2 separate regions of the Homo sapiens genome follow, and region 2 is linked to region 1. A link is a contact called in ENCODE Hi-C or POLR2A ChIA-PET data. All regions are on one chromosome and are shown on one strand. The core of a region is the stretch at or near the end of the contact, and the rest is flanking DNA. Distances in the headings are between cores, read along the strand shown.

The links. A loop is a pair of places that touch in the nucleus more often than their neighbours do. ChIA-PET counts read pairs that join two places held with the same protein, here RNA polymerase II (POLR2A). Pooled maps may share reads with other maps.
Region 2: a loop to region 1 is called in a pooled map, with 2.9 times the contacts of the local background. The contact joins two enhancer-like sites. A Hi-C loop is called at or near these places in 1 of 37 single-sample maps with no recorded cell type and 5 of 50 pooled maps. POLR2A ChIA-PET finds 5 or more read pairs at or near these places in 6 of 52 experiments (GM12878, HEK293, HEK293T and 3 more).

What each region holds. Positions count from the first base shown.
Region 1 is chr19:862,746-865,245 of GRCh38, reverse strand. CFD (complement factor D) reads right to left here. Exons shown (of 5, transcript NM_001928.4): 5 at 1,605-2,154. The coding sequence ends at 2,008. Among named protein-coding and RNA genes, the nearest start is that of CFD, 4.3 kb to the right of the region's middle. Within about 2 kb of position 1,250, at least 8 of the 41 ENCODE cell types and tissues checked have a DNase peak (open chromatin) inside an H3K27ac peak, as active enhancers do.
Region 2 is chr19:1,120,302-1,125,585 of GRCh38, reverse strand. SBNO2 (strawberry notch homolog 2) reads left to right here. Exons shown (of 32, transcript NM_014963.3): 6 at 1,564-1,644; 7 at 1,947-2,052; 8 at 2,541-2,692; 9 at 2,795-2,928; 10 at 3,028-3,118; 11 at 3,304-3,447. Among named protein-coding and RNA genes, the nearest start is that of GPX4, 19 kb to the right of the region's middle. RefSeq lists an enhancer at 2,744-3,247. Within about 2 kb of position 2,350, at least 5 of the 41 ENCODE cell types and tissues checked have a DNase peak (open chromatin) inside an H3K27ac peak, as active enhancers do.

The DNA of each region.
Region 1 (2,500 bases), core at 1-2,500:
ACGTCAGTGTGATTCCTAGGTGAGTGTTCCATAGCCCCAAAAACACCCAAGCACAGTGTTCATCAATCCATCCCCCCTTTTCCCAGCGGACCTGCCTCTCAGATCATCAGTCTTTTTTTTTTTTTTGAGATGGAATCTCGCTCTGTCACCCAGGCTGCAGTGTAGTGGTGTGATCTCCACTCACTGCAACCTCCACCTCCCGGGTTCACGCCATTCTGCCTCAGCGTCCCGAGCAGCTGGGACTACAGGTGCCTGCCACCACGCCCGGCTAATTTTTTGTATTTTTAGTAGAGACGGGGTTTCACCGTGTTAGCCAGGATGGTCTCGATCTCCTGACCTCATGATCTGCCCGCCTCAGCCTCCCAAAGTGCTGGGATGACAGGCGTGAGCCACCGGCACCCGGCCCATCAGTCACTTTTTCTTTTCTCTTTTTTTTTTTTTTCTTTCTTTTTGAGATGGAGTCTCCTTCTGTTGCCCAGGTTGAAATGCAGTGGTGCTATCTCGGCTCACTGCAAGCTTCACCTCCTGGATTCAAGCTATTCTCCTGCCTCAGCCTCCCAAGTAGCTGGGACTACAGGCATCCGCCACCACGCCCGGCTAATTTTTTTGTATTTTTAGTGGAGATGGGATTTCACCGTGTTGGCCAGGATGGTCTCAATCTCCTGACCTTGTGATCTGCCCGCCTCGGCCTCCCAAAGTGCTGGGATTACAGGCATGAGCCACCGCGCCTGGCCCATCAGTCTTTTTCTACGATAGCGCCTGGCTGCCCCTCCACCAGGTGGGAGAAAGGGCACAGGGCCTCAGGTGTCCTCCCTGGCCTTGCCAAGAAGGGTGACCTGAGGTCCAGGGCCTCCAGCAAGCAGGTGCCGCTGCTCGTCGTCCTGGTGTGGGTCTGGCCGCACCCAGGGTGGTTTGTGAAGGCAGGCTCCGTGGCTCTGGGCTCCAGTCCAGGCTGTGTCCTGGAGCTTCTGTGTAAGGTCAGGAGAGTCGCACAGTCCCTGTGAGCCTCAGTTTCCCCTTATGGGATATGGGTCATAGGAACACGGCCTCGAAGGGTTTCTGTGCACCTGAGTCTCAGCCCACAGCCTTGCACACAGAAGACGCTCACATTCCCCTTGGTAAGCAAAGGGAAACGGTATGAGCCAGACCAGGAGGGGACACCCATGCCTGGCGGGCCTTCGCGCGTGTGTGTGTGTGTGTGTGGCAAGGGCGCCGCCGTGTGGCCGCGTCAGCCCCACGGAAGCGCTGGACCCGGAACTTCGCTGTATTCTCCGTTCTTGCGCTTTTATCTGTAGCTTCCCGCGTTCCTCTTTTTTTAATGTTTCTGTTTTTGTTTTGAGACAGAGTCTCGCTCTGTCACCCAGGTCGGAGTACAGTGGTGCGATCTCAGCTCACTGCAACCTCCGCCTCCCGGGTTCAAGCTATCCTCCTGCCTCAGCCTCCTGAGTAGCTGGGGCTACAGGTGCCCACCACCACGCTCAGCTAATTTTTTTTTGTATTTTTAGTAGACACGGGGTTTCACCATGTTGGTCAGGCTGATCAGGAACTCCTGACCTCAAATGATCCGCCCGCCTCGGCCTCCCAAAGTGCTGGGATTACAGGCGTGAGCCACCACGCAGAATTTTTTTTTTTTTTTTGTAGAGAGAGACAAGGTTTCACTCTGTTGCCCAGGCTGGAGGGCAGTGGTGCAATCACAACTCACTGCAGCCTCAGCCTCCTGCGTTCAAGTCATCCTCCCACCTCAGCCTCCTGAGTAGCTGGAACTACAAGCACCCACCTCCATGCCCGCCAATTGCCCAGCTAATTTTTTATTTATTTGTAGAGATGGAGTCGCGCTACGTGGCCCATGCTGATCTCGAACTCCTGAGATCCAATGATCCTCCCACCTCGGCCTCCCCTTCTGCATATAGTAGGTGCTCAATAAAGACCAACCAGATGCAGGAGTGGATGACTTCATTGCTCGGGACTTTGTTGCTTGGGTGACCCTGACCTTCAGGCCCCGGCACCCTAGGCCAGGACGCTGTCGATCCAGGCCGCATAGCTCGCCACGCGGGTGTAGATCCCGGGCTTCTTGCGGTTGCCGCAAACGCGCGAGCCCGAGGTGACCACGCCCTCGAGCACGCCCCCGCACACCAGCGGGCCCCCGGAGTCACCCTGCCGGAACAGGACGGGGCCGTGAGGGGCGGCCCGCGCCCACCCCGGCCTCACGTGTTAGACCCCCTCACCTGGCTGCCGCTCCCGCCCCACAATGCTCGCTCATCCCTCCCGTGTTAATTTGGTCTTCACTAGTCAATAGCCCCGCGCCACGCCTATCGCCTAGGCCACAACCACAAGCCACGCCCCTCTAGGCCCGCCCCCAGCTCCTGGCCACACCCCCTCTGGCCTCAACCTCACCACGTGTTCCCCCGACCCCACCCCGCTCCAAGCCCTTTCCAGTATGGGGGTCCCACACCTCATTCCTGCTCTTCCAAGCTTTGACTTGCCGTGGATCCCACTTCTG
Region 2 (5,284 bases), core at 1,101-3,600, 260 kb before region 1:
TTCTCCTGCCTCCTCAGCCTCCCTAGTAGCTGAGATTACAGGCATGTACCATCGTGCCTGGCTAATTTTGTATTTTTAGTAGAGATGGGGTTTATCCATTTTGGTCAGGCTGGTCTTGAACTCCCAACCTCAGGTGATCCACCTATCTTGGCCTCCCGAAGTGCTGGGATTACAGGCGTGAGCCACCATGCCCGGCCCACGCTCACTTTTTTTTTTTTTTTTTTTTTGAGATGGAGTCTCGCCCTGTCACCCAGGCTGGAGTACAATGGCGTGATCTCAGCTCACTGCAACCTCTGCCTCCTGGGTTTAAGCGATTCTCCTGCCTCAGCCTCCTGATCAGCTGAGATTACAGGCGCCCACCACCACACCTGGCTAATTTTTTTTTTTTTGTATCTTTAGTAGAGACGGGGTTTCAGCATGCTGGCCAGGCTGGTCTCGAAATCCTGACCTCCACTCTGGGAGGCCTTGGCCTCCCAAAGTGCTGGGATTTACGGGTGTGAGCCACTGTACCCTGACCATGCTTACGTTTTTTATGGCTCGTATTACTGTTAGGATTTTTGCTTTTTAAGAGTGGATATATTCCAGAATCACACAGACCCTAGTTTGGACCCTACCATCCCCCAGCCATCCGTCCCGGGGTCCACACTGTCTCAGTGTTGGCGTCTGGACAGTGGGCATGACGACGGGCCACACCACCCCCCGACCCACCCGTTCACAGGCTTTACACGCCCAGTCAGTTCGGAGACCCCTGGGTGGGCCACAGACTCATCCAGAGGCCCAGCACACCTGTCTGCCAAGGCCTGGGGTCAGCTCCCCGAGGACAGTGTCACTGCCCACCCTGGTGAATCTGCATGAGGCTCCGGGCAGTCCTTCTCCCCAGGGTGGGGCCGCAGTGGGATGTGTTCTCTGGTCACTACAGTGGCAGGCATCCTTGCCCCATCTCTCACAGAGGAGGTGCTGCCCTCGAGGGGCCTCAGGGACTGCACCCACGGGGGTTCTTGGAGAGTGCAGGGCTGCCCTGGGCCACCCACCCTGTGTGCTGGGAGCCATCGGGTGAGGGACAAGGCCCAGGCCCGCCCGCCCCCACTGCCTCTGTCTCCTCTTCCCCCTCGACAGGGAGCTCCCAACCCCTTGTCTCCCAGGCCCCCGAGGGCCTCCTGCACTGCATGGGGCTGGCACACAGTGGGTCTCTCCTGTCAGACCCCTGTCCACAGCCTTCCTGGCAGCTCCCGCGGGACCAAGCTGTGTTGTCTGTCAGAACTAGCCGGGCACCTTCCTCCCGGGCACTCCAGGCAGGCACACTGGCCATCAGTGAGAAGGCAGCCAGGTGCTGGCCAGGAGGAGCGAGCCTTAGGCCCCAGGGAGGTGCCCACTGGGGAGGCTTGGGAGGCACCAGGGTCACCCTGAGAACAGCAGGAGAGCAAGACCCAGGGCCCTGGGGAGCGAGGATGGGGAGGCGAGGACGGGGCAGTGGGGAGCCTCCCTCTGGTGGCCAGGCTGCGAGGGCCCACCAGCTGTGACCTGTCCCGTCTGGCCCGGGCTGACATCCTGCTCCCCTTCCAGCTGTTCCAGCTCAGCAGGCCGTTTGCAGGCTTCGAGGACTTTCTGCCCTCCCACAGCACCCCGCTTCTCGTCAGCTACCAGGTGAGCTGGGCCCAGCCGAGAGCTCCCTCCCCTGCCCTCTCATGGGACCTAAGGAGAGGGCTCAGCACAGGCATCTCCATTGTGGGGAGCGCTTGGCTGGCCTAGAAGCTGGGAGTGCCCATTTTATAGCTGAGGAGATGGAGGCCCTGGGGGAGCACCTTGCTGCAGGGGCAGACAGAGCCGTCTCCCACCCCTGGGTCACTCAGCTGCCCATGGTCAGCCTGGCCCCTGCCCCTGGGGGAGCCCAGTGCCCGCGGCCGCTCAGGCCTGCAGTCTCCGCTGAGCTCCCGCCACGCACGCAGGAGCAGAGTGTGCAGAGCCAGCCAGAGGAGGAGGACGAGGCTGAGGAGGAGGAGGCGGAGGAGCTGGGGCACACAGAGACCTACGCCGACTACGTGCCGTCCAAGTGTGAGTGGCCCGGCTGCACCCAGCCCTGGGACAGGTTCAAACCCTTTTGTGGGACCGAGACCCTGCAGGTGACCACCGCCCGCACAGCCCACAGAGGGAATGTGAAGCTTCAGGGAGGGCCGGAGAGCCCGGGGACAGGTTCTACAATCCAGGCTTATACAAAACCGGGGTTCGCAGAGGGGAGAAGTGGAAAGGAACCTCAGAGGCACTGGGAGGATTTTTATGCATTTGCCCCTCCTGCAAGCCGCTGGCCACGCCCCCAACCAACCCAGCAGGCCGCGGCCACACCCCCGACCCGGCCAGCCCTGACCACTCCTCCACCCAGGCATTCCTGGCCACGCCCATGACCCGCCCAACGGGACCTGGCCACGCCCCCAAACTGCCCCGCCAGCTCTGGCCACGCCCCAGACCCGCCCAGCGTGCCATAACCGGCCCTGGTCACCCCTTGGCCATACCCTTTACCTTGCCCTCCGTCCTTGCTCCTCCAGCCAAGATCGGGAAGCAGCACCCAGACCGCGTGGTGGAGACCAGCACACTGTCCAGCGTCCCACCCCCAGACATCACCTACACCCTGGCCCTGCCCTCGGACAGCGGGGCCCTGTCTGCCCTGCAGCTAGAGGCCATCACCTACGCCTGCCAGGTGACCGCATGTCCCCAACCCAGCCCAGCCTGTGTCCGCGAGGCCCCTGGGGAGGGGCCGGGCCAGCACCCCCAGGCCCTGACGCCTGCTCTCCGGCAACAGCAACACGAGGTCCTGCTCCCCAGCGGGCAGCGCGCGGGCTTTCTCATCGGCGATGGGGCCGGCGTGGGCAAAGGCCGGACGGTGGCCGGAGTCATCCTGGAGAACCACCTGCGCGGCCGGAAGAAAGCATTGTGGTGAGGCCCTGCCTGGGGCAGGGGGCGGGAGCGGGGGTGGGGGGCGGAAGCGGGGGGCGAGGGGGAAGGGTGGGCGCGCCTGACGCCCCCACCCCGCAGGTTCAGCGTCTCCAACGACCTCAAGTACGATGCGGAGCGCGACCTGCGGGACATCGAAGCCACGGGCATCGCGGTGCACGCGCTCAGCAAGGTAGGGGCTGTGCTCGGCAAAGTAGGGGGCAAGGTGGGGACCGTGCCCTGCAAAGTGGGGGCTGCTCAGCTGGGTGGGCCAGCAGCCAGGGCAGGCTCTGCCCAGCACCCTTACAGATAGGGAGACCCAGGTCCAGAGCCTGCTGAGCCGGGGCCCCATTCCACACCTGTTCTGTGCATCCCCAGATCAAGTACGGTGACACCACTACCTCAGAGGGCGTCCTCTTCGCCACCTACTCCGCCCTGATTGGGGAGAGCCAGGCCGGCGGCCAGCACCGCACTCGCCTCCGGCAGATCCTGGACTGGTGTGGGGAGGCCTTCGAGGGCGTCGTATCCTGCTGGGGGCAATCGGGAGGGGAGGGCTGGATTAGGGGGTCGGAGGGAAAAGGAGGATGGAGGAGTGGGAGAGGAGGGGTGGGAGTCAGGGGAGAGGAGGGCAGGATGGGAGAGGGTAGGAGCGGAGGGGTGGGGCTGGGGAAGGGCTGGAGGCCACTGGAGCTCACTACCCTGGATGTGGCCACCCAGCCCCCAGCTTTGCTCAGGGTTTAGGACTCCGGATAGAAGACTTTTCTGGTCCTGGGAGGCTGGCCCTGTGGGTACCACACAAGTGACCATCATCATTCACCACAGGGCTCCGGCTTGGTTTCTTGGTTCTGATAAGTGGGATGAGTGACCATAGATGTGGTCCTGATGTTTGCCATGATGCCGTGGGCAGAGGGTGGCCACTGAGCTGCTCCCCAAGTCAGGAAGGTGCCAACCCCAGCTGATAGTGTGGTGGGCACAGTTCACTCCCCAGCATCCCAGGGCTCTCGTCGGCAGGCTGCGGTTCGGAGGGGCTCCCCCACAGGAGACCCAGGACAGTTAGCAGCAAAGGCACGGCAGGGCACCCCTTGGCCAGGCTCAGCCCTGGTGCTCGGCCCTGCAGGGTGCACCTTGGGTGTTGGGGTGTTGGGAGCACAGGCTCAGATAAGGGAGGGACGTTGGCCTGCAGCATCCACTTCATGCACAGGACATGGCCATGGCTTTGCTGTTCAGTTAACGCCGAGACACAGAACATTCAGACTGGCCAGAAACAGAACGGGAGACTGCTGGTGTCTTCGCACCCGGCTGAACAATCTATGTGCAACAATCTACGAAATAGCGATAACCCTGAGATCATACCTCGCTGAGCTGCTACGTGGCGGCAGGGCCGGCCGTTTAATTTGTATTCTCCCAGTTTTCCTTCCTCAGACTGCTTTCCTGGAACTTGGCTTTCTTTCGTCTTAAAATATTAAGAACCTGGCCGGGTGCAGTGGCTCACGCTTGTAATCCCAGCACTTTGGGAGGCCGAGGCAGGCGAATCACGAGGTCAGGAGTTCGAGACCACCTGGACAACATGGTGAAACCACGTCTGTACTAAAAATACAAAAGTTAGCTGGGCGTGGTGGTGCGCACCTGTAATCCCAGCTACCCGGGAGGCTGAGGCAGGAGAATCGCTTGAACCCAGGAGGCAGAGGTGGCAGTGAGCCGAGATTGCCCCACTGCTCTCCAGCCCAGGCGACAGAGCGAGACTGTGTCTCATCTAAAAAAAAAAAGAGTTCCAGACTGTCTTGACCAATATGGTGAAACCCCGTCTCTACTGAAAATACAAAAATTACCCGGGCGTGGTGGCGCACACTTGTAATCCCAGCTACTCAGGAGGCTGAGGCAGGAGAATCGCTTGAACCAGGGAGTCGGAGGTTGCAGTGAGCTGAGATCGCGCCGCTGCATTCCAGCCTAGTGACAGAGCGAGACTTCGTCTCAAAAAAAAACAAAGAATTAGGGCTGGGCACGGCTCACACCTGTAATCCCAGCACTTTGGGAGGCTGAGGCAGGCAGGTCACTTGAGGTCAGGAGTTTGAGATTATCTGGCCAACCAAACGGCCAACCCCGTCTCTACCAAAACTACAAAAATTAGCCGGTTGTGGTGGTGGCACACACCTGTAGTCCCAGCTCCTTGGGAGGCTGAAGCAGGAGAATCACTTGAATCTGAGAGGCAGAGGTTGCAGTGAGCTGACATTGTATCACTGCACTCCAGCGTGGGTGACAGAGCAAGACCCTGTCTCAAAAAAACAAACAAAAAAGAAAACAGGTTCCAGGTATCCTCCTCCGATGGCAACGTCCTGCGATATCATGGTTTAGGGATCCC